2 separate regions of the Mus musculus genome follow, and region 1 is linked to region 2. Evidence: chromatin loops called from intact Hi-C (ENCODE). Cell type or tissue: heart. All regions are shown on one strand. Links, peaks and the distances in the headings refer to the core of each region. The heading gives the core; the rest is flanking DNA.

Region 1 (15,550 bases), core at 3,082-11,081, 270 kb after region 2:
CAAAATGACCCCTGAGTAAACTCTTATTTCCGTTAAGATGAGAGCTATGGTTTCGTGTGGACACATCTAGACAAATAAAGATTAGAACGGCAAACTTCCCAAGGACAGTATGTCATGGGCTTTGAGGGCAGGGCATCCCACAGGCTCCAGTGTGAGCTGTGACAGGGAGAGAGAGGCGTGGCCAGGAGGAAACCACTTGTAGGAAGTTTGTGTGCATTGAACACAAAGCCAGGCGTGACCTCACTGTCAAGGCACACCTGGCCACATTGGTGCTGATATGGCAGTAAATCACCTATCCAGTTCCAGCAGATGCCAGAAAGATGTCTTCTGGGTGCCCTCTGACTGCTGACTTCCTGGAGGCATGGCCGAGCTGATCTCCGCAGGCCAAAACACCCAGTGGGGTTCTGAGTCAAGTTTCTCATTCTTGGGATGACCTTGATCCTTGGAGAGACTGGGGTGAGGAGGAGGTGGCAGGTGACAAGCTCAACCGGCCCAACAGGAATCTCAGACACTGAGCACTCCCTGTGCCTTGCTTCTGCAACCTTTGGGGTATGGCCGGCAGCCCAGATGCTCGACATCTTCCCCTCGGTTCTCCCAAGGCCCTGAACAAACTCACGGGCTCCAGCTTGGGGGTTTCCATGGTGTGGCAGTAGGAACCAGGGCCTGGTTGGTCTTAGTGCTTCTGCTGTGACCGCAGGTGGTACCATGAATGTGACTTTTCCTTCTCATCTGGCTGGAGACGCTCCTCTCTAAGGAGCTGTCTTAGAGACTTTTCCCTGCTGCTACCAGCCACCATGATGACCAAACCATAGCGTCGACAGCTGGTCTCATCCTCAGTCAGGAAGCAGAGAGTAACAGGAAGCTGGTCTATAAAACTCCACCCACTTCCTCCAGCCGGGCCTCGCCTCCCAAAGATTTCATAAGCTTTCGAAACAGTGCCACCAGAAGGGGGATCAAATGTTCTGACACGGAAACCTGTGGGGTACAGGTCACAGTTCAAACCAGGGCAGGTGTGAAGAGAATGCTCCTGCTAGAGGTAGATTGATAAGCTGCCTACAGTGAGGGTCCTCTGCCCTTGTTGCCTGCATGCCTGGTGCAGATGCTGCAACTCTGCACTGAGGTGGCAGCGCCGGCACTGGTGCCATCTTTAGAACAAGAAGCCAGAGCTCAGGAAGGCTCGATACAGCTTCCAAGGTCCCACATCTGGCTAATGATGAAGAGGATGGGGACCTTTCTCCCCAGGCTACAAGTCAACTGAGGTCGCTAAATCCTGACCCAATCCCAGGCTAAAACTGAGCTCAGCCTGATGTTGGGGCACACGCAGTTCTTACAGAAACTTTTCCTAACCTGCATCTTTCTGCTCCTGTAACCACAAGGCTTTCTATTCCCCGATCAAACACCGTGTGAAACTCCTGTGCCCTATCCTTATTAAAACAGTCATGTCCTGTCATGCTTGGTAACAGCCATTGTGACTACATCAACAGGAACTTCCAAACTTCTGGTTTTACCTTTATAAACTCAGCTTAGCGTGACCCCAGGCTTGTCTCCATGAGGGCCTGCGAAAGGCTCAGTCTGTGAGGCTCGTCCTGGTCTCCTTCTCTTGATGAGAACAGCCCAGCTACAGCAGTGCCACTGGGGAAAATGTCAAGTGCCCCCATGTCCCTGTGGTTTCAAGGTGCTTGCAGGAGTCAGCTTTCCCTGAAACTTCAGTCAGTGTGCTAATGAAGCAGGACCTGTGGAGGCTGTGGGAGGCAGGTAGCAGAGGAAGGAAAAGAGAACGGATGTCTCCTGCCTCTCCCCTCTGTCATCTGTCCTGAGGTGGTTCAGTGGACAGCTGGTCACTAGGGCACAAGCTCCTGTTTTCCAGCCCTAGCTAGAACATCCCTGTGCAGGCAAGGTAGTGTTTTCCTTCGTGCTTATTCATCCAGAGTCCTTGGTAAGATCTGCAAAGTGGACAGGTTAGAGAGAGAACAAAGAAACTCATTAGCAGGCGCATTGTGCACCCACAGAGGAGTACTCAGACCTGGGCTCATGGGCCCAAGAAGTCCACTCACCCTCCCCTGAGAATATACGTATAGCATGAGCCTCTTCTGCCGCTCAGCACCTACCGTCCGTCCAGCTTGCCTCAGTCTCAGGACACAAGTCAGGATTAAATCGTAGGGTTTAAAGTCGGAGGCAGCAGGAATTAGGTCAAATGCAGGGTCTCTCTGATACCTGTGGGATTGTCTGATGGGGGAAGCCAGTGTTGGCTACTCTCTCTGAACTGCCTCCATCATCCTGGCCTGTGTGATATTTAGTTTTTATGTCAGCTTTACACAAGCTATAGTCTTCCTAAAGGAGAAAATTTCAGTTGAGTCAATGTCTCTGGAGAATCCATCGGCAGGCAAGCCCGAAGAGCATTTTCTTAATTAGTGATCATTAAGGGGAGGACCCAGCCCCTTGTGGGTGGTGCTATCCCTGGGCTGGTGGTCCTGGCTTCTGTAAGAAAGCAGGCTGAACAAGGCAAGGGGAGCAAGGCAGTAAGAGCCGCCTCCAGGCCTCTGGATCAGCTCCTGCCTCTAGTTCCTGTCTGACTTATTTTACTGGTGGACTATGATGTGAAAGTGTAAGTTAAGTTAACCCTTTCCTCCCTGTCTTTGTTTGGTTGTGGTGTTCATCATAGCAGTAGTAACTCTGACTAAGACGGGGCCTCAAGAAAGCGGGTCCTGGGATGACATAGCCCAGCTAGCAGAGGCTTGATGACCAGAGGTTTTTTTGTTTATATTGTTATTATTAACTTATTTTCTTTTTATTTAACATTTTTATTCATTTTACATCCCAGTCACAGCACCTGTCCCTCCTCTCTTCCCAGTCCCACCCTTCCCACATTGCCCCCACCCCTATTCCTCAGAGAAGGGGGCCTACCTTAAGTACCATGCCACCCTGGGGCATCTGGTCCTAGGAGGGTCCAGGCACATTCTTTCCTACTGAATCTGGACAGTCTTGTGGAAGAGTGGGGATAGAACTGAGCAACTCGGAGGGGTCAAGGGCACCACAGAGTCAACTAACCTGGGACCATGGGGCTCAGAGAAGCTACGCTACCAACCAGGGAACATGCAGGAGCTGGAACAGGTCCCCTGCATATCTCTAGGTGACCAGAGTTTAATCCCAGATCATACAAGGTACCCGGAGACTCTCTCAAGAGTTGTCACCTGATTTCCACTTGCACATGCACGCTATGGCTCAGATGCACCTGCACACACACACACACACACGAGTCTTAGGGTTTCCTAACTAAGTGTGAAGAGACACTATGACCAAGGCAACTCTTACAAGGACAACATTGAATTAGGGCTACCTTACAGATTCTAAGGTTCAACCCATTTATCATCATGGCAGGAAGCATGACAGTATCTGAGCAGGCATGGTCCAGGAGAGCTGAGAGTTCTACATCTTGATCCAAAGGCAGTCAAGAGCAGTATGTCTTCCAGGTAGCTAAGAGGAGAGTCTCAAAGCCCACCCCCTAATAAGGCCATACCACATCAGCCTCCCTGATGAGCCATGATGGCCCAGGTTCTGGACAGCATCTCACAAGCACCTTGGTGGCATTTTCTTGTTGTGTTTCCAACCTTGCTCACCCTGGGCTTCATTTTGTGGGTTAGAACAGGGTTTCATTACGTTTCCTAGGATTCAACCCCCAGGCTCAGATAATTCTCCCACCTTAACCTCACTAGCAGGAACCACGGGTAAATGCCACTGCATCTGCTCAGTCACCCACACATCTCTTGGGACATATGATGGCCCCTCTGGCTGCCATGATCCTGCCTCCAAAAGTGCTGGCAGATAAACGCCCCATTTTGGCAATTTCCAGTTCATCAAAACATTCTTCATGTTTGTGTGCTGCCTCTGAGGACAAGTGGGTACTTTGGGACTCTGATTCTGGGGAACTGGACTTGTGCCCCAGTGTTGGGTCCTGTGATGGTAACCATATGCGGTGCTTGATTTACTGTGTCTTAGTTAGGGTTTTACTGCTGTGAACAGACACCATGACCTTATAAGGCAACTCTTATAAGGACAACATTTAATTGGATCTGGCTTAGAGGTTCAGAGGTTCAGTCCATTATCATCAAGGTGAGAACATGGCAGCATCCAGGCAGGAATGGTGCAGGAGGAGCTGAGAGTTCTACATCTTCATCGGAAGGCTGCTAGCACAATACTGACTTCCAGGCAGCTAGGATGAGGGTGTTAAAGCCCACACCCACAGTGACACACCTCCTCCAATAGGGCCACACTCTAATAGTGCCACTCCCTGGGCCAAACATATACAAACCATCACACTCTGCGTAGGTTATTTCATGCCTGTTATAGAGAGGCCGGAAGAATGACCATATCAGAGTTTCAGGCTTCTCTCTGTCTCACTGTGAAACCTGAACAATTTTAATGGAGCCAGACACGAATGATTCTTGGGGACTGTGTAGTATGGTGGTCACACTGCTTGCGGTGTTATATGAAGCTTTGCCTCTACTCTTCACCAGTCATGTGACTTGGACCAGACATAGACGCTCCTTAAGGTTCTTAAGTACATGTAGGTATGTGGCTGCAAGTGACAACAGGGTAACACTCGCATATGTAAGTGACTGTTTTACAGTGAGTGAGCAATGAGGTGTGTGTGTTTGGGTTGCATGTGTGCATACATTTGTATCAGTTCACTGTCATGGAGAAAACTTGGTCCCAGAGCCCATTAACCTGATTTTTTTCCCTTTAGGAATGACTCTGATGCATAACACCCATGTCTTTCTCAATAGAAGAGACTCAGCTTCCAGGCTACTGTTGTGTTTCCTCTTTACCCTGGGCACCCAGCTCTGTGGGTTCCCTGAAGCCAATGCAGGGAAGCACCTCCCGAGAACTTCCCAGCATCAGAGCCGTATGTTGCCATGTTGTGTATCAGGGTTGTCGCTCCTCAATAGGCATCGTTACGATCGGCACCCACCTGGTTCTCCTTGCAGAGATGTGTAATTAGGGGCTTTCATAGCATAGTTCCCATCTGGCTCCAGCTGAGACAGACTTCATCATGCTTATAATTATAGGACTCAAGCCTGCTGCTGCAAAGTGGGGGTTGATGCATGGGTCTGTGTTCCCAGAGAGGAGGAGCAATTATGACAGAGAGGCCAGTGCTTCCCAGAGCTCAATCCCTGAGCTCAGGATCTACCCCTGACAGGGATGGCCTGTGTGGTCAAAGACATGAGAAGCTGTGTTAAAAGAAGAGAAGTGCTGATCTAGAAGTGTATGTTCCTGGGGCCTCGAAGATTTCAGGCCATTTAATTCTGGCTGATTTGGGAAGGGATGGATCACTGTCCTGAACTGTGACAATGGCCTCCAAGGCTTCAGGATACAAGGAGGTGCATTTGTAGGAGTAACACCAGCCGCCATATTGAGCTGCCTTCTGAGAAGCACTTTCTGTGTCTCGGCCCTTCCATCAGTCTGGAAAAGAGGGAGGAAAGAGAGATCATTTGCTCCCGGTCTGTAGAGAACACAGGATCACAGGGTGTCCATGACAGCAGAGACTAGACATGGCACCCTGCATGGTACCCAGGAGGAAGGGAGGTAGCTTAGGTAGACACACCCCAAAGCCACATGCTCGGCAGGGCTTCGGTCTTGTCAGTCAGTCACCCTGAACCCGAGTTCCTGCTTCTTGGACTGACTTTTCCAAATACTAGGGTCCTCTCAATGCCAAACAAGGACTTGCTATAAGTTGTCTCTGTTATGCTTGCAGACAGGAGTCTATCATGTCCTCTGAGAGGCTCCAACAGCTGTGGATCAGACAGATGCAAACATCCACAACCAAACAGTGGATGGAGCTTGGGGACTCTTACAGAAGAATAGGAGGAAGGATTGCAGCCCCTAAGGGGATCAGAACTCCACAGGAAGACCACCAGCATCAACTAACCTAGACCCTTGGGGCTCTCAGGGTCTGAACCACAAACCAAAAAACATACACAGGCTGGCCCTAGGCCTCCCTGCACATATATAGCAGATGTGTAGCTTGGTCTTCATGTGGTTCCTGAGTGATAGTGATAGGGGCTATTCTAAAAGCTGCTGCCTGTATGCAGGGTATGTTCTTCTAGCTAGGCTGCCTTCTCAGGCCTCAGTGGGAAAGGAAGCACGAAGTCTTATAGAGACTTGAAATTTGAGGGATGAGGACTACCCTGGAGGACCTCCACCCATTCAGAGAAAAAGGACATGGGATGGCATCAGGCCTCTTCACAGGCCCTGTTGCCCTGCCCCAAGGGTGATCTCCACATCCTGGATGGAAGATTTTGAGCTTATGATGTTAAAAAGGTCACAGAGTAGACTGACTGGCTCTCTCTGCATGCCTGTTCTTGGCAAAGTGGTCCCAAGCCATTCTTGAAAGACAACCAGTATACCTTGTGATTGCATGAGAGTGTGTCTGAGTCTGTCAAGGCCCTGGGGTTTCATTTCCCTCAGAGGAGAGATGCTACCTCCATGAAAGACTGGTGAGAATGGAGGGAAGAACATGTCTGCACAAGACCAGTGGTGGGGAATGGAATGGTGGAGAACATCAGGAGAATCAAGTCTGGGCACTCAGGGCTGGCAGCAGGACAGGCCTCATGCCCCAAGGGTAATATGTGACCCAAGCTTAGCCTGCAAAGTAGCTGAACATGCTGGCTACCCCTTGCTGCCCTGCCTCCCCTCCTCAAAGCTAGGCAGAACATCTGGCCTCTTGCTAACCCTCAACAGTTTGGCAAGGACTTTTAGGAACCTGGCTGGGCAGAACCAAAGGTTGGAATGATCCAAAGCAGGCCTTACTACCCTACAGAGAACCTGGAGCTTATAGCTTAGAGAGTAACTACCCCATCTTAAACATTGGCTCCTGAAGCCTCTGCAGGGTTCTCTGAGGTTCTGGGTCTGCAGAAGTCGGGGAGCCATCTAGGAGGATGTACAGAGAAACACAGATCTCAGCTCTCTGGCAAAAAAGATAAGAAAAATGTAAATAGTTGGCGGTCTGACTAAGAAAATCTCTGCTGGAGTAGTTGTCTTGGCTCATTGACATTGAGAGTGACATGGGTCCTTCTAATCATGCTTACTGAGGTCCTACTAATCATGCTTATTGAGGTCCTACTAATCATGCTTACTGAGGTCCTACTAATCATGCTTACTGAGGTCCTACTAATCATGCTTACTGGGGTCCTACTAATCATGCTTCTCCTGCTTTTGTTTTCTTCTGGGGAATGAGGCCTGTGTTCACTCTGCTCTTTCTAAGCTGTGGAGAGAAAGGGAGAAAAAGGCTTGCAGACCCAACCTCCAATACCACAGAAGTCTTTGGTCCCAGTCAAAGCTCTTTGGAGGTGAGTGGAATTTCAACGAGGCTTCTGGATGCAGGACAGAGGTTATGTGGGACACAGGTCATGAGTTGGACGTTTTTCCAGAGGCTCATCTTTGCAACCTGGACCCTAGGAAAAAGCCTTTGGAAGTCGTGATTCTGGAAGCTATCCAAGGTGATAGCCAGGAAGCCACATTGGCCTTGGCCAGTGGTTAGGGAGGAATCTTCAGTCCCTCCCAGGATCTGTGACTGTCATTACTGCTGACATGAGCTGACTTCATTGCCCTGCTGGGCCACCAACAGCTCTGCTTCGGACTTACCAAATCTAGACCCAACATGCAGTACCAGTCTCTTCCAGCAGCCCCCAGCAAGGTGAGGGCTGATGCGTACTGGAATTTTGCACTCTTTCCTCTTTTCTTTTGAAATACAACCACATTTAAGAATAGATTTAGAGAGCTCAAAGATAATGTAGTTGATAAATTGTCTGGCACATATGCAGAAGGGGCTGGATCCAGATTCTTCTAGAAGCTAGATGTAGTGATGCCCATTGACCTGCCAATCTAGCTGAGTCAAGGAGCTCTGGGTACAGGGAGATAAACCATCTCAAAAAATAATTTGGAGTGCAATCCAGGAAAACACCTGATATGAACTTCTACCCTCCACATACACACTCACACACACACACACACACACACACACACACACACACACATATGTATGTGTAGCCACATATATACATTCACAAATCCACCTGATCAGATACCTACATCCTCTACACACACAAAGAATATGTTTCCCCTATTTGTCCTGGGTGCTGCAGATGGAACCCAGGGCTTCATGCATGCTAAACATGTATTTCCTTCTTTCTTTCTCTCTCTCTTTGTTTTTTTTGTTGTTGTTGTTTTGTTTTGTTTTTCCTGAGACAAGGTTTCTCTGTATATCCCTGGCTGTCCTGGAACTCACTCTGTAGACAGGTTGGCCTCGAACTCAGAAATCCACCTGCCTCTGCCTCCCAAGTGCTGGGATTAAAGGCCTGTGCCACCACCGCCCAGCTTAACATATATTTCTACCACCAAGCTATACCCCAGCATCATGCTTGAGGCTCCCTTAAATTCTTTATAAGCATTTTAGTTTTTTAAATAAAGCCCGGTGGCACACGCCTTTAATTCCAGCACTTAGGAGGCAGAGGCAGGAGGCTCTTTATGAATTCATAGTCAGGTTGATCTGCATAGTAAATGCTAAACCCTGTCTAAACACACATATACACACACAAGCACATACACTAAAGCCCCACGAAAATGCCCACACCCCGGGGGCCATTCATGATAGAGACACAGCTCTGCTTTATCACCCAGCACCCCTCTAAGCATCAGTAAGGCTGCCTTCTGGTGTTCACTGGAAAGTGGTCACAGAGACTTGCTGAAAACATCTCAGTGCCGTTATTTTGTATCTGATAGAGAAGTAACCGGGGAGGAGCATAGTGATACAATGTGGCTTTGGGTGTGTGAATGGTTGGGTTCAGTAACTTAGACTATCTGAATGGCTCAGTGTCTGCTGGCTGGCCATACACAGAATGCCCTGTCCCTCCGGCCAGAGAACATACACAAATCAAATGATACAGAGCAACGAACAGGGTCAAGGGAGCCAACAGCAATATCTCATCTCCCATATTCTGCTCCAGGGAAATTCAACTTAAGAAAGACTATAAAGAGCATGGAGAGACTGGCTTTAGCAGTCAAAGCCGGCAGGAATGCCCCACTCCTTACAAATCATTTTGTATTCCAGCTGCCAGCCTTACTGTGACAACTGAGAGACTGGTGACACTGTACCTGTGAGATGCCTGTAGTGCCACCTTCTGGTGGAATAATACCCTGGGGGTGGGGTGGGGGGGGGGGAAGAGAGACAAACGGGAAGCTAAACTCTTGAGATGTGGGAGAGAGAAGATGAAGTTGAGTGGCTGTCTCAGAGCAGGTCAGAGGGACCCAGGAAGCCATTGTTGTAGATCCATTCCATTGCAGTTATTATGAAGTTCTCTGGGGGCCAGAGACTTTGCTCCGGGATTAAGAGTTCTTACTGCTTCTGCCGAGGACCTGAGCTTGGTTCTCAGCACCCACATCAGGCAGCTCACAACCACTTGCCTCTCCAGTTCCAGGGCATCTGATGCCTTCTGGCTTTCTCAGGCTCCTGCATTCCTGTGGTACACATTAATTCGCACATGTACACACAAATACACGTAGCAATAAATATTTTAAAGTTGTTATCTGGCCATTCCCTTCTTCATATGCCTGCCAGACATTATGAATGATCTCTAAAGAGCCTCTCCCTCAGGCTGAAGAGATGACTCAGCAGTTAAGAGGACTGGCTGCTCTTCCAGAGGTCCTGAGTTCAATCCCCATAACCACATGGTGGCTCACAACCATTTGTAATGGGATCTGATGCCCTCTTCTGGTGTGTCTGAAGACAGAGGCAGTGTACTCACATACATTAAATAAATAATTTTTTTTAAAATAGATTCTCTTCCTCTACACGACATGAATCCTCACAGTATAAATGTACATGTAGCTAAGACTTGACAGAGAGTGAGCACATGTGTGTTGGCATTGTGTCTAGGCCTCTGTCTCACAGTTCCCTGGCAACAGCCAGGTATGCCTGACTCACTATAAAAGAGGCTGCTTGCCCCCCCCCCTTTTTTTCTTCTCTTGCTCTTGCCCCTTACCCTCTTCCCCCTCTCTCCCCATTCTCCTCCCCCCCCCCCGTCTCCATGTGCTCACAGCCGGCTTCTACTCCTCTACTCTCTCTCTCTCTCTCTCTCTCTCTCTCTCTCTCTCTCTCTCTCTCTCTCCTTCTCTGTCTCTACTCCCTCACCTTCCCTGCCCATGCCCTAAATAAACTCTAGACTGTATGGTAGTACCTCAGGGGGAAGGGATGCCTCAGCATGGGCCCACAGAGGCAGCCCCTTCTCCCACACCATACCCCACTTCCACCAAAGATAATCCTTCTCTTTTTATAAAACACAACAGTGACTATGTTCCAATGGGAGTCATTGGAGACCCTGGAGAGGAAGGTCAGGATGAGACCTGCCACTCCCATTGGGAAATGAGGACAAAGTTACACCCTACCAGTCTGGGTTGAAATTCTCTGGGGAATCCATGCCCACTTCTTCCATGTCGGCTGCCAGGCTGAATTTACCCAGGACATCATCAGAAGGCCTGAGGGAATCTCTGAGTTCCATCTCTTCCAGATCCAGTTCCGAAAGCTATGCAGACTCTACATTGGAAAAGAGTTTTAGCTATCAGATACTTCCAAATTACCACTCAGAAGGAGGAAAACAGGACATTGAAAATGGATTAGAAGGATCAGCAGTTTTAGAAAATGTCTACCAAACTCCAGGCACTTTCCTTACACTTATTCAATCCTCTCCATCTCTCCTCTAGACCCTGTGTGTTTGCAGTGACTGCCCTCTGGTGGCAGAGCAAGTGACAGTGGTTTCTCCTTAGGTCTTCCAATTTCTTGTACCTAAAAGATAGTTAACAGAAAAACAATAATTTATGATGATGTAGAAAACCTTTCCTATTTTAGATACAGACAGTTTTCAGGAGTGGCAGTAATACTTGTCCATTGTTTACTTTCAAGGACGTTAGATAAAAATGAAATTAGGCTTTGGCCGGAGAAAAGCTGAAGGGAAATGCTGTCTGAATGGTGGTATCCCCTGGTGAGACATATCTTTTTTTTTTTTTTTTAACAGGGTTTCTCTGTGTAGCCCTGGCTGTCCTGGAACTCACTCTGTAGACCAGGCTGGCCTCGAACTCAGAAAGTCACCTGCCCCTCCTCCCAAGTGCTGGGATTAAAGGCCTGCGCCATCACCATCCAGCCAGACGTGTCTTAATTGCAGGCAAAATGTCAGTGTGAAGAACAATCCCGTGAAGGATAAATGTACTTATTTCTTTGAACACCAGAGAAAAATGACCGATGTGATGTGAAAATGTGTTTCCTTTTAAAGTTTATGTATTGAAAACTAGTCCTGACAGACCTGCCTGCAGCCATATACTGAGTAGGCAGTCAGAAACTGGCAGAGAGCCGCTGACTGCCTCGGGTGCAGTGGCTGGGGGCCACTATGATGAACAAGTGTGTGGAGAAACAGAGGAAGAGAAGCTGAAGGGTTTGTGCGCTGGCTGAAGCCATCTCGGGAAGACTAAGGCAAGTAAATTTTCTGGAGCTGGCCCAGCATTTTGCATGGCTGCTATGGATGAGCTCTGAGAAGCAGGGTCCTTAGAAACTTCATCCCAAAATTGCTTCTTGCTGCTAGTATGCCTCTCCTGCCACTACTACATAGACTAATGATTCCTGGGCATCAGCCCACACTATGAGGCAAATTCCCTGCAGCTCAACATGAAGATGAACTTTCATGAATTAACGCTGTTTCGATGAATTAATGACTTTATAGAATTCCTGATTTGATTCAAATACTTTTAGGAAGAATGTTCTAGGAGGTGGTTTTAGTTGTTTTGACAGAAAGATAAAGTTAGAATCAAGAATAAAATGTGCCCCCTTCTTGTAGAATTGTAAGTAAAAGCTGCATAATAAGGAATACAATGATTTTCATAAATTACACTAAGGATAGAGATAGGCTTGGGACAGATGTGTGATCAAGGAAAAACATTCATTCTAGATCAGGTCCAGGGATGAGGCCACACGTGTGCACTGTGATAAAGCAAGGCCGTGGGAAACTGTTGCTTTGAACCCACGCACCAAATCTGGGGGGGGAGGGGGTCTGTATATGTATGTATATACACACACACACGTGTGTAGGCATATATGTATGTATGTAATTTTGCATGAGCACTGTGGAGTTGATGAAACGGGTAGTTGAGCCCAATCAGGGTTTGTATTCTCTCTCTCTCTCTCTTTCTCTCTCTCTCTCTCTCTCTCTCTCTCTCCCTCTCTCTCTCTCTCTCTCTCTGTGTGTGTGTGTGTGTCTGTGTGTGTGTCAATGCATGTTGTTTGTCTAAATGATTGCTTTTCCTTCTTTTCTTTCTGGTTCACAAAGAGTTAATGAGTCCCAAGCCTCTTGCCTGACCAGCAAGAGATCCTTGAGTCAGGGAGAAAAGAGCTCTAGCAATTATGCCTTTCCTCTTCCTCCTCCTCCTCCTCTTCCTCCTCTTCATCCCTCTGCTACCACCAGCAGGAGTTTATTAACAGAAACCAGTGGTATTTAGTCACAGAATAGTAAGAAACCAGCGCTTATTAGCACTAAATTGTAAGACAGAGTTATAAGGTCAGAGAGCATCAGTCTTTGACATTCGTCTGAAGCAGTCATTCTTCTACTGTTCATTCTAAAGACCAAAGAAACTTCCTGACAGTGCACTATAAAGAGAATGGAACTGGAGATGAGAGAGTGGTGAGGAACAACCTGAGTGAGTAGTCTACGCTGACACCTGAGGCCATGGTGATATACAGGCCTGTGCTGTCACTGAGGGCCAAGTCTGGGACTGTGGCCCTGAAGTAACAGGGGTCTCTGTCAATGTCCATTGACCATGTTACCTCCAAAGGCCAAGCGGACTTCTCTGGTCTGGGCTGCTGTCTGGGGCCAGGTAGATGTCAGAGGGCTGTGCAGAGCTGCCTCCACCCCTCACCCACTGCACCATAGGAGCTGATCCTCAAGGCAAGAGAGCAGGAGAGCTGGCTCCACCCTCTTAACAGCTGCAGCACTCTGGAGAGGGCCCCAACCCTTGCCAGCTCTTACACTGAGGTGAGCTGGTCCTGACTTTTGCTGGAGCAGTGCTGGAGAGCTGGCCCTGGTGGTATGGGTGTAGGAGAGCTGGCAGGCTGACCAACTCAGCTACTACCCAGGCCCACCCCAACATCCACCAATATAAGAACTACTAGAGCACCTGGTGTGGCTGGTACTGCAGATCCAAAGCCACAGGATCTCCATGACACAGAACAGGATATCTGAGAGAAGTCCCCATGAGGATCCAGTATTGATAGTGTAGCCGAAGCCAGAAGCCTCAAACCAGACCAATAACTCATTGCAATGAACATCTGTAAGGAAAGCTGAGTGGGCAAAAAGGGTTTGCTGTGTGACACACCACAGCTTCCATGGTGAGATGTTTATTTATTTGTTTGTTCATTTGTTTTCTTTGGGGGGAGGTTGCAAGGGCAGAGGGTCAATATGGAGGGACAGGGAGGTGAGTGGGGTTGGGATACGTGGTGTAAGATTCACAAAGGATAGATAAAAAGTTGAAAGAAAGAAGAAAAGAAAACTAATCCTACTTGTGTAGTATTGGAAGGTGGGATCTTTGTGCACTGATTGTGTCCTGAGGGCAAAGGACAGGTTAGAGCCATTTGGTAAGAAAACGTTTGTGCCTATTTCACATGGCAGGAATCAGAAAGTGAGTGCTCACCATACACCAATCCATCTTCATCTTTCATGTTTGCATCATGTTTACATCAGAGTCTACAGAACAGTGATCAGTCCATGCCTGCTGTCTGTTCTTATGGGCATTTCTCACAGCAGCATCAAGTACCAGTTTTATGTCTTCATTTGTGTTGGCTGCTGTAATAAAATACCATAGTCCTGGTGATTTACAGACAGTTTTACTATACAGCTCAGTAGGTAGAGGGTGAGAGAGTCTCTGGCACTGCTAGGGAGTACCTATATGGCCCTAGAATGCTTGAAGTGATTGTGGTGGCTGTAGTGAGAGCCCAGTTCTTGACCCTGCAGAGAATATTGATCTAAACTTAACAGCTAGAGCTATTCTGATGGTTTCTTAAATGGAAATGAGAGGCAGGTCCTGAAAACTGACAGCTTGTTATTGCCACATTGGGGACGAGCTGTGTTTAAGTCCTAGAGTTTGGTGGGAGGTAGATGTGTGAGCAACAGGCTTGGGTGAGCTGTGTTTAGGTACCACGGTTCTGCGGAAGGTAGACGTGGGAGGGATGAAGCAGGAATATTTGGCTGAAGACATTTCTAAGTAAGTGTTGGGGACACTGTGTCTCCTGTTGGGTATTTAAAGCCAAGAGTGGAAATGTCTTTAATGTGGATGTTTTGGTCCAAAGGGAAGCAGAATTTGGAGAAATCCTCGGCTTATTCTCATGATTAGAAATAAAAACCATGGCAGAGAAGAGCACCAGGTTGAGCGCCGTGGCCGTTGTGTAAGGGTTACTGTGGATCAGCAGGGACTCTTAGTCCTTCAGACAGCGGCAGAGCGATCCCAAAAGTGTATCAGAGATTATGGGGCTCCCCCTCCTATCTCCCAGACTGTGAAGGCTCAGGGTTGAGCAATTGCATGGCTCAGCTCCCTTGTCCTGCACAACACTTCATGGCTGCCTCAAAGGGCACATGATGTAACTTGGCAGTACCCAGTGGCGCCATCATCTCTACTGACTCTGAGCGCATGACATATGGGAGCGTGGCTTTCTCCATCTAGATTTGAAGTAGAAAGCTACATGCACAGAACCTCCGGGTGTCAGGGGTCAGTGCCTGGACCCTTGGAGGAGCTGTCAGCTCTACCCCCTGACACATGATCTCAGACTGGGAGATCTGTGGCTGCTAGAGTCTGGATGGCCCAGCCCCTACATGCTGTGTCTGAGAAACAGGATGCAGGGCTTTCTCAAGCTATCATGCTCTGACTCTGGGAAGGCCTGTTAAGTCCTTCCTCCTTCTCTGGTTCTCCCTTTGGAACTGGCCTGTCTTCTTGTAGCTAATAAAGACGTTCTATTGGCTTGAAGTGTGTCTGAGTGGTCTTCTCAAAACAAAATAGTTCTATATATCACATCCCAGAAATGTAGAAAGTGGGCAGTTGCCGTCAGTGTTACTGTGAAGATTTTTTTCAGGATAAACATGAATGCTTGATGATACTTAAAATTCAGAAATCTGCATGTCCTCCTTGGAGACTCTCAGATATACATTATTATCTTAAAATCTGGGAATATTAAGATAGTCGTCATAGGAAAATCTGTAATTACGGGAACTTCCTTGCATTCAGTTGAAGGGCATCCCTCTGAAACCCAAGGGGGCAGATATGAAAGTCAACACTGTGAGGAAGATGGAGTGGATCCTGTCTATGTGGTAGTGGCGGCCTGCATAGATTAGTCCTGCCTTGGCTCTCATGGCTCAGTGCTGGCATTTCTGAATCAAGCAGATAGATTCATGAGCATGTGAGGAATATGTGCACACCCAGAGCAAATATTTTTTTCTGGAAAGTAAATGACAAAAGCCTAAACCTG
Region 2 (15,550 bases), core at 2,929-10,928:
TGGGATACGTGGTGTAAGATTCACAAAGGATAGATAAAAAGTTGAAAGAAAGAAGAAAAGAAAACTAATCCTACTTGTGTAGTATTGGAAGGTGGGATCTTTGTGCACTGATTGTGTCCTGAGGGCAAAGGACAGGTTAGAGCCATTTGGTAAGAAAACATTTGTGCCTATTTCACATGACAGGAATCAGAAAGTGAGTGCTCACCATACACCAATCCATCTTCATCTTTCATGTTTGCATCATGTTTACATCAGAGTCTACAGAACAGTGATCAGTCCATGCCTGCTGTCTGTTCTTATGGGCATTTCTCACAGCAGCATCAAGTACCAGTTTTATGTCTTCATTTGTGTTGGCTGCTGTAATAAAATACCATAGTCCTGGTGATTTACAGACAGTTTTACTATACAGCTCAGTAGGTAGAGGGTGAGAGAGTCTCTGGCACTGCTAGGGAGTACCTATATGGCCCTAGAATGCTTGGAGTGATTGTGGTGGCTGTAGTGAGAGCCCAGTTCTTGACCCTGCAGAGAATATTGATCTAAACTTAACAGCTAGAGCTATTCTGATGGTTTCTTAAATGGAAATGAGAGGCAGGTCCTGAAAACTGACAGCTTGTCATTGCCACATTGGGGACGAGCTGTGTTTAAGTCCTAGAGTTTGGTGGGAGGTAGATGTGTGAGCAACAGGCCTGGGTGAGCTGTGTTTAGGTACCACGGTTCTGCGGAAGGTAGACGTAGGAGGGATGAAGCAGGAATATTTGGCTGAAGACATTTCTAAGTAAGTGTTGGGGACACTGTGTCTCCTGTTGGGTATTTAAAGCCAAGAGTGGAAATGTCTTTAATGTGGATGTTTTGGTCCAAAGGGAAGCAGAATTTGGAGAAATCCTCGGCTTATTCTCATGATTAGAAATAAAAACCATGGCAGAGAAGAGCACCAGGTTGAGCGCCGTGGCCGTTGTGTAAGGGTTACTGTGGATCAGCAGGGACTCTTAGTCCTTCAGACAGCGGCAGAGCGATCCCAAAAGTGTATCAGAGATTATGGGGCTGCCCCTCCTATCTCCCAGACTGTGAAGGCTCAGGGTTGAGCAATTGCATGGCTCAGCTCCCTTGTCCTGCACAACACTTCATGGCTGCCTCAAAGGGCACATGATGTAACTTGGCAGTACCCAGTGGCGCCATCATCTCTACTGACTCTGAGCGCATGACATATGGGAGCGTGGCTTTCTCCATCTAGATTTGAAGTAGAAAGCTACATGCACAGAACCTCCGGGTGTCAGGGGTCAGTGCCTGGACCCTTGGAGGAGCTGTCAGCTCTACCCCCTGACACATGATCTCAGACTGGGAGATCTGTGGCTGCTAGAGTCTGGATGGCCCAGCCCCTACATGCTGTGTCTGAGAAACAGGATGCAGGGCTTTCTCAAGCTATCATGCTCTGACTCTGGGAAGGCCTGTTAAGTCCTTCCTCCTTCTCTGGTTCTCCCTTTGGAACTGGCCTGTCTTCTTGTAGCTAATAAAGACGTTCTATTGGCTTGAAGTGTGTCTGAGTGGTCTTCTCAAAACAAAATAGTTCTATATATCACATCCCAGAAATTTAGAAAGTGGGCAGTTGCCGTCAGTGTTACTGTGAAGATTTTTTTCAGGATAAACATGAATGCTTGATGATACTTAAAATTCAGAAATCTGCATGTCCTCCTTGGAGACTCTCAGATATACATTATTATCTTAAAATCTGGGAATATTAAGATAATCGTCATAGGAAAATCTGTAATTACGGGAACTTCCTTGCATTCAGTTGAAGGGCATCCCTCTGAAACCCAAGGGGGCAGATATGAAAGTCAACACTGTGAGGAAGATGGAGTGGATCCTGTTTATGTGGTAGTGGCGGCCTGCATAGATTAGTCCTGCCTTGGCTCTCATGGCTCAGTGCTGGCATTTCTGAATCAAGCAGATAGATTCATGAGCATGTGAGGAATATGTGCACACCCAGAGCAAATATTTTTTCTGGAAAGTAAATGACAAAAGCCTAAACCTGACCAACTGGCTTAGCCCAACTCTTCTTTCTCCGGAGCACTCCCTCCCCATCTCTGTTGTCTCTGGCTGTTAAAGGAACCATCCCAAAGCTTGCAATATCAAGCCACACTTGCCCGTTTGCTCCGAATCTGCAGGTCTGGTTCAGCATGGCTGAGCTGCATCTTCCGGTTTGATAGGAGCTGCTGAGGTTTCACTTCTGGGATGTCCGACATGCACAGCAGGTGAGCAGGGGCACCAATGTCTGCTTCTGCCATGTGCTTGCTGATAACAGCAGCCTGCTCAGGAGGCATCACCACAGAATCTGTGCAGCAGCTTAAACTATAAAACAACTCGAGGATGCCATTATAGAAGGTGAAGTTTGATGTGTGCGTGGCATAGTCACTCCCCACCCTGTACTTGGTTAAACGTCTTTGGTGTAAACTATAGCATGAGCTGGCCGATGCTTGGAATCTTATTATGGTTGGTATCAGTTACTTTTCTATAGCAGTAAATAAACACTACGGCAAAAGGCAAATTAAGGAAGATGGTTTGCTTTGGCCTACGGTTCCAGAGGGAGATAATGCCCAGGAAGGCATGACAGCAAACAGCCAGAGGAGGAAGCAAAGAGTGAACAGCAGCTGGGGAAAGGCTACAAAATCTGAAAGCCCATCCCTCAGCGACATAGTCCCTCCATCAAGGCTGCACTCCTTAAAGGGTCTAGAACTTCCCAAAACAGTGTCACCAAATGGGAACCAAGTAACCAAATACAAGAGCCATAGGGTACATTTGTCCTTCAAACCATCACCATCATGGGGGGGGGGTGCAAATGAATAATGGTGTGGTCTATATTGGTAATTTCTGCACATATTTTTACATCCTTGCTTCATGGTCTTCTCAGTTCTTCAGTGGGAATTTGTTGGTCTCTTTGGGTAGAGGCCAATTCATCTTCTAAACTTGTGATTCTTATCTGTAGCCAAGTAGCCAACCCACTACTTCTCACGTCAGCAGAGTGGGGTTTGCTCTGGGATACGCATTAAAGGAGTGCTACCATTGTTTCCAACCTCACCCCCAAACCGATGTGAGAAACAGCTGAGTCTGTGGGTGCTAGAGGGGACTCTGCCGTGTGGGGGGGGCATCCCCAATCAGGAATGCTAAATTAGCCTGGCTTTATGATTATGCCCTCTGGGTTAATTATGCACTTGATTAGATATGGAAATATACAACACTCCGAAATGGCTTGGTGGAAGCTTGTGCAAACCACAAAATGCCTCATCTCTGCTCATACTGACAGCATGAGGGGACATGCTCATGTGGACAGTTCTATCCCATAGGCTAAGAACTAGTAAGCAACAAGGAGCTCGGTGTGAGCCTGTCAGTGACTACCAGGGAAAGCCATCCTCAAAACCAACGTGGACAATCATATTGAGATCTGAGTAATAAAACTTCCTCTATTTTTTGTTTAAGACATAAAATATGGTAAATATTTTTAAGCAATTTATATGCCTTCTGAATTCATGTATAAGGAGGGATAATAGAGGGGGGATGATGGAGGAGGGATGATGGAGGAGGGATGATGAAGGAGAGATGTTAGGGATGCTGGTGGTACCTTCACTGAGACCTCAGTATTTTGTTCCTTACTTTGCAAATGTGTGTGAAGCTCACTGCTTCTGAAGCAGCCTGGGTGCAATGCTCCTGGCCCTCCCCCTCCAGGTTAAGGTGTGTGTGTGTGTGTGTGTGTGTGTTTTCTTTACTAGGCTAAAATTTTGCCTGGAGCATAGGTGGGTTGCCTCTCACTTGTTAGTCAGAATGGATTCACATCAAAAGGCATTTTAAAGTCACTTAGCATTATCATTAGCAGTGCCACAGAGAGCTCCTTAACTAGGATGGGGAATTTAGCATGAACAGCTCATCAGAAAGATGGGCCAGTGAGAAAGAGATTTGAAGCACATTGAAATGCAATCACTTATGCAAAGATCCCCTGCGCCACTTAGGTGATAATGTCCTTGTCACCTTAGACTCTGCTCCTGCCTCTCAGTCAAGAGCAAGCAGCACAATGGGGCTTTTCAGAGCCCAGAGCTGAGAGACAAGCCTGCAGACACTTGTAGCCAATGAGAGAGGAATAACAAGGCAGCCATAAGTGCCACTGCACTGCTGCATGGCCAGTTGAAGTCTCTCTCTACAAACTCCCTTTGTCCTCTGCTGAAGACAATGACTTGAGGGAGAGTAATTTAGGCAACTGGGCCTCTCTTAGTCAGATGGTCATGGCCACAACAAAACACACGAGGCAACTACTGGTGAAGAACTGTGGTTATCTCGCTGGAGGGTAAAAGTCCAAGCAATATGGTCCTAGTGACATTGATGGGGCAGGCATTAGGAGCACGGAAGTAAGAACTCTATAGCAACACATGAGAAAAGGACAAGATGGTCTCCTATAACAGTTCTCCCAAGGGTTGACAAGGTCCCAAAGAAAGGCAGAAGTCCCTTCCCAGGGTGAGGGTCCCAATGCTGGAAAGCACATGCGAACTGTAGGAGCTTCCTCAGAGTGCCAGCCTCTGATCCCAGCCTCCAACTCACATCATTAAATGAGAAAATGGTGAACTGTTCATGTCCCCAGGTGCTACACTCCTACCCTGGGAATGAGGTGCAAGTAGGAAACTTCTTAAATCCCTTCTGCTCTGAGGTCCAAGTCTCACCCTTAAGGTCACCTCCTACAGACAGCTGTTGTGGGGTTATGTAACAGTCCTGGATGGCTTTCCTGTAGCTATGATAAGATGCAGACTAAAAACCAACTTGGGGAGGAAGTAGTTTATCTGGCTTACAGGTTACAGCTCACCATCTAGAGAAAACAGATCAGGAGCTCAACACAGGAACCTGGAGGCAGTAATCCTGCTGGGACCAGATGTCCCAGGGTGGGGAGGCACCCAAGGGTGCTCCCAGTTCTCTGAGGAGAAGGGGAGAAAGCAATGAGGGGAGGGATTTGCAAGGGTTGTACTGGAAAGAGAGAAGGGAGGGTGGGCTGTCAGTCAGGATGTAAAGTGAATAAAATAAATAAATTATTAGAGAAAAATAAAAGAAGATATTGGGAACATAAAGTAAGAGCAAAGTAGAATTATATGTGCATGAAAATGTCATAAGAGCCAGGTGTGAAGGTGCATGCCTTTAGTCCCAGCACTCAGGAGGCAGAGACAGGCAGATTTCTGAGTTCAAGGCCAGCATGGACTACAAAGTGAGTTCCAGAACAGCCAGGTCCAAAAAAAAAAAAAAAAAAGGAGGAGGAGGAGGAGGAGGAGGAGGAGAAGGAGGAGGAGGAGGAGGAGGAGGAGGAGGAGGAAGAGGAGGAGAAGGAGAAGGAGAAGGAGAAGGAGAAGGAGAAGGAGAAGGAGAAGGAGAAGGAGGAGAAAAGGAGAAGGAGAAACCGAAAATGTCATAAGGAAGCCTTTACTTTGTATACTAACTAATTAATACTAATGATTTTTTTAAAATACCAAGAAGCAAAAACAAACAACTAAACAACAACAACAACAACAACAAAAACCCTGGAGGCATGAACTGAAACAGATACCATTGTGGAATGGTGTTCATTGGCTTGCTCAGTTTGCTTTCATATACAGCCTAGACCCAAGGTTAGCAGTTAGCACCATCCACAGTGAGGTGGGGACCCTCCCACACAAATTATTAGGGAAGAAAGAAAGAAAGAAAGAAAGAGAGAAAGAAAGAAAGGGGGGGAGGAGGGAGGGAGGGGCGGAGGAGGGAGGAGGGAGATAGAGGAAGGAAGGAAAGCAGAGAGAGACAGAGAGAGAGAGAGAGAGAGAGAGAGAGCGACTTAGCCAATGACCAATCTAATAAAGATAATTCCCCTATAGAGGTTCCCTCTTCCAAGAAGTTTCTAATATGTATTAAGTTGACATAAACTAACCAGTACCGTAGTAGAATGCTGAGCTGCTGGGTTAGATGGATATATGCTGCTGTAGTGAACTTCATCAGTTTAAAGTAGGAATTCTTCTGATAACACCGGCCGTCCTGCTTGGAGTTTGGCCATTCAGCATCTTACAGCTTGTTACCCAGCAACTATAAGTAAGAAGCACAGGGCAGGGAACTCAGACCCATGAGGCCTGCCTCTAATGCTAACAATCCCCATGCCTGAGCTTAGCACATATTGTCTCCGGAGGCTCGGCATAGCCATCTGTGAGCTGGTTCTTTTCCAGTGATGATGTCTTTCTTGTATTGACACCAGCACCTCCATCCTCTCTGTAGGGATTGTACATGCCCCTTTGCACATGACTTTACCCTCCCAGCAGCCCATTATTGCAGCTGTTGTTGTTGTTGTTGTTGTGATGAAATACCCTGACAAAAGCGACTAGTTCCTTCAAGATGAATAAGGGTACTTACTGCTGCATAGAACACTTGCTGTGTTTGTACTGAACTGTCAGCGAGCCAAGAGATGACACCAGAAATGTCAAGCCTCAGAAAGTAATGCCCCTAAGCCTATTGCAAAAGCAGCCAGCCACATGGTGTTCTTGCTGAGGCAACGATTCTTGCTTGTCTTGAGTGGCATCCAGCCCATATAGCTCAGTGTTTGCTGTGGTCACTGGAGCCCTGTTCTTACCTGCAGGAACACTCTCTCTTTCTCAGAGATACATCTGTAGCGGTTCCCAGCTTCTGGCCTCCTCCCATTTTCAAATATACATCCAGCTGCTACAGAGAAGCCTGGCTAAGAAATGAACATTTCTTTCCCTCTGCTAGCCCATTACCTCTCTCCACCTCCTTCCTGAGTCTCACCTACCTTGACTTTTAAAGAATACCCCATTCTTCTCGGAAACACTCGACAGCTTCCCTCCCAACAAATCTCACGGGTAATATATGTCCCATGATGAAAGTGATGAAGCTTTTGGATCTCAGCACTTGGATCCCTCTCTATGTCCCCTCTCTGGGCTACCAGCACAGTGAACAGCTGGGAGGGGCCATGTGAGGCATCCCCAGGCTCCCGTATCACTCTCACACTCCCTCTTAGAAAGCTCCAACAAGCCCCATTTCTCTTTTCTTAACAAGTTTACTCCATTTCAGAAGTAAACTTTTTCTTCCCTCCTCTCCCCTGTCTTTCTGGTTTTGGCACAAAGTCTCTCAAGGTATCCCTGGCTGTCCTGAAATTCATTACATAGACCAGGCTGACCTTCAACTTACAGAGATCCTCCTGCCTCTGCCTCCAATGTGCTGCCATTAAAAGTGTGCACCACCACTGCCCAGCCCCCATCTCAGTTTTCGTCATGAATCAAAAGAAGTTTGTAAAAACCAAGCACAGACATCCAATGAGAGTAATTGTATCTAGAAATATGTTGTTTCAAATAACTTCTCTTTTGTGTGTATTGTGTGATACTCGAGAAAGCTTCCTTCTCATTCATTAACTAACACAAAAGAGTTGTTTTTTTCTAAATAGCTCTCAAACTTCAAAAGTCATAACAGGTACAGTTAATTAGTCAATTTGGCTGCACAGATTTTTCTGGAGCATTTAATACAAAAGGAAAAATGGCATGTATCAAAGTCAAGAGGAAAAAACAATCAAGTGGAAAAAGAAATAGTTGTGACTTTTCAAGATAGAAAAGTGACCTTCCCAGTACCTATGACCAAAAATAGCCAAGAGGGAAGAAAGTGCCTCCATGACTCCATAGAAACTTAACAGGGATTAAGAACGCGTGTTTTACACAAACAGCACCAGCTCATAAACACCCAGAAATGTCTGGGTGCACGCACACTGCTCAGATGTCAATTAAAATACACAGATGTTTTTAATCAGACAGATGGGCGAAGTCAATGGTTGTACCACTCAGTGAGCCATGTGCACCAATTTGCACTCTGCTGGAGAATTGTGGGCGGGTGCACACACAGGCAAGCAATCAGTACCACTTACATATTGCACATACATGCCCTCTTTGACTTAAAAAGGTCATCCCACGAGCTGCCCCAATCCCTTGTAAGCTGCAGCACTTGGGAGAGTGGACCCTGAACTTTGATTGCGCAGCACAATGGAGCTTGCCTTGCACCTGAGTGCAGGTGACCTGGCCCTGAGGACACAAGAGCAGGAGAGCTGCCCCTGATTCCTGCTGATGGTACCATTGGGTGGCCTAACCAGAGCAATGCTGGAGAGCTTGCCCTGGTGGTGTAGGTAAGCGAGAGCCTGTGGCTGACCGGCTCAGCTACGACCCAGGCCAGGATCCAGGGCTCTGAGTTGGCCCACCCCCAAATCTATACTACTCGTGAATGGTTGAGACTTGTGAAAGGGACAGTCCTGCTGTTCCAAAGCTGCAGGATCTCCATGACACAGGAGAACAACAGCGCATGTGCTTGGAGTCCCACTGTGTGCAGGGAGAAGACAGGAGGGTCCTTTGGCTTTTCTGCCAGTTGAATTTCCTATGAGAGACCTCATCTCAAGGAGGTGGAGAGTGCACAGCTCACCCCTCTCCTGCATGTACACGCACGCACGCACACGCACGCACACACACACACACACACACACAGAGAGAGAGAGAGAGAGGGAGAGAGAGAGAGAGAGAGAGAGAGAGAAATGTTGGAGATTGAAAGTCAAGACTACAAGTTGGCAGGGCTGGCTTAACCTGAGATTTATAAATGGCATCTCCTTCCAGTACCTTCCCTTTATATCTGTCCCCGTCTGCATTTTTCCTTTTTATAAGGACACAGGCATATTGGATTAAAGCTTACACTCAGGACTTCATAGCTTGATCCCCCCTGTATAAGGATCTATCTTCAGATAAGGTCATCTGTAGTCTCAGGATTGAAGCTTCTAACTAGGAGCCTTGGGGTGGGGCACAACTAACCTATAACAGGACTCTGTACTTCCTTCTTCCCCAGTACAACTGTGCACATGAAGAGCTGCAAACCACTGTAAGCTCTGTGCTGGGATTCAGCTGAAGAAGCTGCTAGAATCATGCCTGCATATGTGCTTAGGAGCAGGGGCCAGGCCCAGGAGTATTTCAAAGCTCTCTGGGCAAAGGTCATTGAATGCTGAAGGGTGGGAATGCTCTTACAAATTTAGGGTCCTTCCACTTCTCCATCAGCTCTAATGAGCCTCAGAAAAATATAAAGGTTAGAAAACTGTTTACATAACAGAGTAAAACATCTGCCTTAGAAAGAACAGCAGCAGCCAGGGAAGGGTGCTGGTCCCAGGAGAGCAGTGTGGTCACCTGTTCACGTGCTCACAGGGAAGGAGCCCTGACCCAGAGGTGACTCAGCAAAACCCTCCATTTCTCAGGGGCTCACCGAGTTCACACTATCTTACAGAAGATGGCAAGAGGCCAAAGCAAAATGATGCTCGTGCATTGTGGGGCCTGTTGGGACTGCAGTGACGCTGCAGTGACAGTGGGACACGTGAAATGGGCAAGCCCCTCACAGATGGTGAGACCCAGAGGCAAAGATTCAGGCTGCCTGGCCAAGCATGGCTCCTGCGGCACTGCCTGACCCTCCTGTTCAATCTCCACTGAAATAGAGCTCTCTGTCTGCCCAGCTCTGCTCCGAGATCAGACATGGGTATGACTCATGAGATTGGTGCCATCTGGAAGGTAGTATTTGTACAGGGCTAGATCTGCAATCTGTAAACTGACGACAATCTCGGGCAGTGAGGGCCCTGAGAAACACAACTGGGAAAACAAAGGGTGGTAGAAACCAGTGGGCTCCTTTCTACCTAGACTAAAACCCTGGATAAAAAGGTAGACAGCCAAATGAATTGCTTAGTTTCTTCCTTCTTAGTTGGTGTGCGTGTTTTCTCAGCTTTGTAGCTTGGAAAACAGCACTGGAACCACAGTGGTCTAGGCAGAGAAGCAGAGAGCAGGCACTGAACACAGACATCATGTTAGAGACAGGCTTCTACAGTGACCCCTCAACTACTGGTAGGCTGCATGGGCAGTGGGGGGGTCCCGGTGGTTGTGGTGCCCAATGATGTCATAGCCAGCTTGGCATCTGTAAGCACATACTATTAAGCTGGCAGAGTCAGCCTGTCCAAGAAGACATTTCTCAGAATGCACAGAGCTGTGGAGCTGGGACTCTCACCTGAACTGTTTCACCTCCAAATTCCTCAACCCCAACTTCGGTGTCCCTCCCCTAGGGTGACCATGGAAGTCAGGAAGAAACCTGTCACACTGACGGTGCCCCTCCCTGCTCTGGCCACCTGTGAAAACCACTTCCACCATGTTGCCTGTCAACCTGCAATGAGCGGTATCCATGGGACTCTCCCAAAGCCAAGCAACTCCTCAGGACCTTTGAAAAGCTGTAAATATCTTCACATCTCAGTCCATTCTGGGCTTGCTGGAGAAAACCAAATATCTTCCCAAACAAGCCAGAAAACCAGACACTGGTCAGATTTAGCCATGGTTATCTGAATAAACAAGAGGTCCTAGAACAGTCAGGTCTTCAGGGCCAAGCCATGTTCAAGTCCGTGTGCGTCCACACAGGCTATTGACTGTTTCAGTTCCCCCTTTGCCTTATTTGTGCATAACTTATCAGCCTTCTGACTTAAGGCTGGCTGAGTGTTGGCTGCTGTGATTGGCTGAGGCTCAGTTGCTTGGTTACCATGGTACATACTTAGTTTGGATCCAGCCTGCTTACACAAGATACCTTGTAGTTCACTATATAAGGAGGCCATTTTTAGTCAAACTTGTCATTCAAGGATGAAAGACCAATTTAAACCAAATTAATGGGCTGCCATTTGTTTTCATCCGTAAGTTTGTTTCATGCATTTTTTTTTTTAGTGGATTTTAAGTTCATAATTGAGTGAGTCCCCATCCTTCATGGTACTTGACCACCTTGGCCTCTTGTCATTTCTTTCCTTCATTGTGCAGTGGGAGCCAGTGACTCACACACTTCATTCGCCTCCCAGTGGGCATCCGCCCTCCTCCTGTACCCACACCTCAGACACTCCTCAGCTCCCCTCACCTGACACAGGTACCCCCATCCTGAGGCTGGTGTTCAGTTGATCTTTTCATAAGAATTAGCAGTTGTCTTTTGCCACTGTTTCTATTCTCTGGGTTTTATGCTTTTTTGTTGGTTTTGCTTTGTGTTTTCTAAACCTGGAGGTTGAACCTAGAGCTGCAAAAGCACATGCCAGCTAAGCTGCATCCCCTCCCTCCTCAGCTTTCTGAGTATCTAAGGGCTACAGGCCAGAGCCACCAGGCCTGGCTGTGCTCTGCTTTTAAAAGATATCCTTCAAACCCATAGCTACCTGAGTTTAGTCTCCATCCCGCTGCAGCTGAGGCTGCCACCTGCTGGCATCTCCCCTGAGCCCAAAGCTGTATTCACCAGGCCCAAGCCTGACTCCACTTCAACACCTTGATGGTTTGAAATGATTTTGAGCTAAGAACAAAATCTACAAGTAATGAATGGGGTTGGTTTTTTTTTTTTTTTAATAACATTTTTCTGCATGTGACATAGAAACTATGAGCTTAGACAATCTGGACTAGGCAGATTTCTTGACTTTGATGGACTTCATTAAAGGAAACTCTAAAAATGTATGGATTTTTGGTTCCCAGAGGTTTTTTTTTATCCCATTTCTGTTAACCAGGGCTGCTAAACTGGGTGTGAATGGTTTTATTACTGAACAGATCTCTCACCTTGGGACGGCTGTCACCTGACTGGTACCCTGGGATTATCTGAGGCTAATGTAAATAGCTTAATTCTACAGCACTGACGGGCTCAGGGGATAAACTTGGCATGGGCCAATGTTTGGGGCACATTACTGAGCTATGATTGAGGTGACAGAGTCTTTAAATCTAACTTAGAAAAAAAATCATTTCTGGGAAGAAAGAGCTGTGGATTAAGGACAATTACAGTAGCTCCCGTGACTTGACACCTTCATGATGATTTATGTAATAAACTGGAGAAAAACCCTCAGACTTAGACTCACATAAATACCTCAACCATGGTTAATAAGGACTCATTATTAAGCAACTGTGTGTTGCTCATACTACTCACTACCAAGCAGTGGAAATTCGTTAACCACTCTTTGTTTACCATGGCAACAATTCTATACCACAGGATACAAGGCTATATCATAATCTCAAAACTGCAGCATTCTGAAGGCACTCATCAGACACAGCGACAGCTGGGAGAAGAGCTGAAACCTCCTGGGAGCTTCTTGGTCTGCAATTTCCCAGGCATCATTAAGGACATCAGTTGTCTAGTAGTTTAAAATACACTTCTGACCTTTCCTCCTGATGGCTTGGATTCGGCACCTCTGATTAGAAATGGCCCCACAGTTTGGAGACATGGCTTATCTCTGGTTAGCCTGCTGTTTCTGGCCTTGGGGAACTGACAGGGAAGATGGCTATGCACTTTCTGAACATCATGACACTCTGCAGAGCCCACGCCTCTGACAGGATGGCCTTCTACCCTTGATCATCCATCTGATGGAGATAGATGTCTCCGTCAGCAAGCATGTAGCTCTTGTCCTCAGAGGCGCCAGCACAGCAGGGAGGAGGCGGGCGGCCACAGCAGGACAGGGAGCAGGACAGGGAGCAGGCACTGTGGCTTAGAGAAGTAGCCCCGTCAAATGTCCTGCTTAGGCGCTATTTTGTGTAACTTTACTTTCCACTCTAGCATATGAATTTCAGGAACAGCAATGCACAGTATGTCTGGTGCAGTCCCCCTGACCCTGGAGGACCTTTGTTACCTGTGGTCTTGGGTCACCAGGGGAAGTGCCAGAAACACACCTCAGCATTTTTACATGTCTCAGTGCTTGGTGGCCTCTAGTGTGTTCTGAAGAAATAGTGGAGTAACACAGGAGGGCTAACATGAAGGGCACATCTGTCACAGTAAACTGGACCAGGCCCTGGACCTGTGTACTGGGGCTGGAAGGGCTGGGCGGGGCTTCCTCTACTGGGATTTTGATGCTTAGCGTGGAGAAATGGTGCTGATGGCCACATGGCTGTAGGCAAGGCCAGCGCTTCAAGCCCACATGCTTCTGGTGACCTTTCAGGACAAAGACCTGGGGTTATGGAAGTAAGTTACCTAGAGCTCAGCAAACTAGGGTCTTCTTTGACTCACCTCAGTCTGTGATATGTCTTGAAGCTAAAGAATGGAGGAGCCTTTGTCTCCACTCATCCAGTTATTGAAAGTCAAGACTCAGAGGTGGGCAGATCTCTGTGGGTTCGAGGCCTGCCTTGAACATGCTACAGAGCATGTTCCAGGAAAGCCAAGGCTATATAGAAAAACTCTGTCTCAAAGAAAAAAGAAAAAGAAAATCAAGGTTACCAGAAGCTAAATACAAGTGGAATCAATACAACATAACACAATACAAATCAACACAATACAACACAATGCAACACAACACCATATAATACAACACAGTGAAATGTCTCCAATGAAACCCACCCCATGGTTTCTGCACACTAGAATTTTTCCCTCACAAAGTAAAAGTGAAATTAGGTAAAGTAGCTGGATATATCAAAAGAAAATCTGTGTGTGTGTGTGTATTTCTACAAAGGCCAAAAAAGAGTGGGTGTCAGATAGCTGGAGTTAAAAGTCATTGTGAGTTTTCAACTTGAGTGCAAGGAACCAAACTCAGATTCTCTGAAAGAACTCTTAATGAGTAAGCCATATGTACTGGCTGGTTTTGGGTCAACTTGTCACAAGCTAGAATCATCAGAAAGGAGTCTTAACTGAGGAAATGCCTCCATGAGATCCAGCTGTAAGGCATTTTCTCAGTTAGGGATCAGTGGAGAAGGACCCAGTGCATTGTAGATGGTGCCATCCCTGGACTGGTGGTCCTGGTTCTGTAAGAAAGCAGGCTGAGCAAGCCATGAGAAGCAATCCAGCAAGCAGCACCCCTCCATGACCTCTGCATCGGCTCCTGCCTCCAGGTTTCTCCCCTGCTTGGGTTCGTGTCCTGACATCCTTCAATAATGAATGGTGATGTGGAAGGGTAAGCAAATGATTCACTTTCTCCCCAACTTGCTTTTTGGTCATTGTGCATTGTTGAAGCAATAGAAACTCTAAGACATCATCTCTGCAGCTGTGCTCAGTTAGATTTGAATTTCAAACAGATAATGAATACACTATCAGTATAAATAGATCCATGAAGTATATGGCACGTACTTCGATACACTGTCTTTTTACTACTTATCTGAATTCCCTCTGGACAGATAAGCCAGACTTCATCTGGCTGTCCTGACCAGGAAGGAAAAACCATCTCACCATCCTGCTCTCTGAGGAAGAGTAGGTCACAGTAAGAAAGTGTGGCCTCCATGACCAAGTAGACCCCCACTGTCACACCTCAGCCTGACTCCTGTGCTTCCAATATATATATATATATATATATATATATTCACACACACATACATTGTCGCGTCTGCTCTTGACCAGCAAGAACGACATGACCACCAGTCCTTCTAACAGCAGTTTATTCAGCAAGCTTCAGTCTTCATCTCTCTCGCTTCAACTTTTTCCTCATCTATCTCCCCTGAACCCCGGGCCTCTCACTCTTATATACTCTCAGTCCTCATCCACTCACAGCAGGCCATGTCACCTCACCAGGCACGCAGCTTCAGCCAATCAGGGCGGCAGGGGCATGCCTCCACCAAATATGGACTTGTTTAAACCACCAGCATCATGGTGCACCTGTGCAGCTCTCGTGATGGTTGTGGCTTATTTTCAGGTGTATGAGGAAGTCAGGTGCAAGTCATAAGACTTAGCTGCAGTCCCGGGCGCCAACTTGGGACTGCTGCCACACCCGCTCCTCACATCTCCCCCCCCCTTTTTTTTGGCAGAGAGAATGTCTGTCTTAGATTGCCCCCTGCAGCAATGCCCCTTACCCGTCCTTGTGAGACAAACAGCATTGGTTTGATCCCTGTCTTAGGTTGGTGACATGCCCAGGGAGTCTTATCCGTCACTGACTACTTCTCTATCATGCCAAGCCACACTTGGGGAGATTGTCCTGTTTGCATGCAGCAGGTGCATCAGAAGGCCAGAATGCTGATTAATCTATGGCCAGATCTTGATTGCTGCAAGCAAGCCTCATGGGTGAAGGTAGAGGTCTGATTCCCAGTGTGCAAGCATAGGGGCCCTACACAAAACCATCCCTCGGGCTCATCACCCAGAGAGGTCTTGGCCAGCTCCCGTGTCGTTTTTCCTGGGGGAAGGGAACTAGGACACTGAACCTTCATGCAATCAGACGTGCCTTCCACAGGATGCCAACAGCAAGCTATCCTCTGTGCAGTGCTTAGCCTCGCAACCCGTGGCATAACGCAGCATTATTTCTTTAGAGCAGCAAACCGAATCTGAGGAGATTGTCCCGCCTCCACTGCGGCAAAAGCCTGCGCTACCATGGCGAAAGTGCGGGCCTACACATGCTGCACCTGACACATGCGCCAAACACACAACACACTATTACAAGCATACATCCCAGGGCTCCCATCAGCCCTGAGGCAAGGGATCTTATAAACAATAAACACAAAAGGAGGTCACATACAAACAGGCGTAGCCTGAAAAGAAACATTCCTTCCTCTAGCAAATTGAAATACAGAAGTTTCAAACACATTAGAAC

The links. Hi-C counts contacts between places; a loop is a spot of excess contacts. Peaks named below come from ENCODE experiments on the same cell type or tissue, not always from the same donor. Only the 100,000 strongest peaks of a DNase experiment are listed, where the experiment ranks them.
Region 1: a loop joins it to region 2, with 10 times the contacts of the local background. A loop is called at or near these places in 7 of 42 quality-filtered maps.

Annotation. Positions count from the first base shown.
Region 1 is chr17:13,448,251-13,463,800 of GRCm38, forward strand. No RefSeq gene overlaps it. Among named protein-coding and RNA genes, the nearest start is that of Rnu6, 24 kb to the left of the region's middle. In heart, for the core only: no CTCF peak of the experiment used is centred there; no DNase peak of the experiment used is centred there.
Region 2 is chr17:13,178,543-13,194,092 of GRCm38, forward strand. It overlaps Gm36798 (a long non-coding RNA gene), which reads right to left and starts at 4,943. Exons shown (of 4, transcript XR_876420.3): 1 at 206-4,943. All of the region lies in intron 1 of Gm36684 (a long non-coding RNA gene), which reads left to right. In heart, for the core only: no CTCF peak of the experiment used is centred there; no DNase peak of the experiment used is centred there.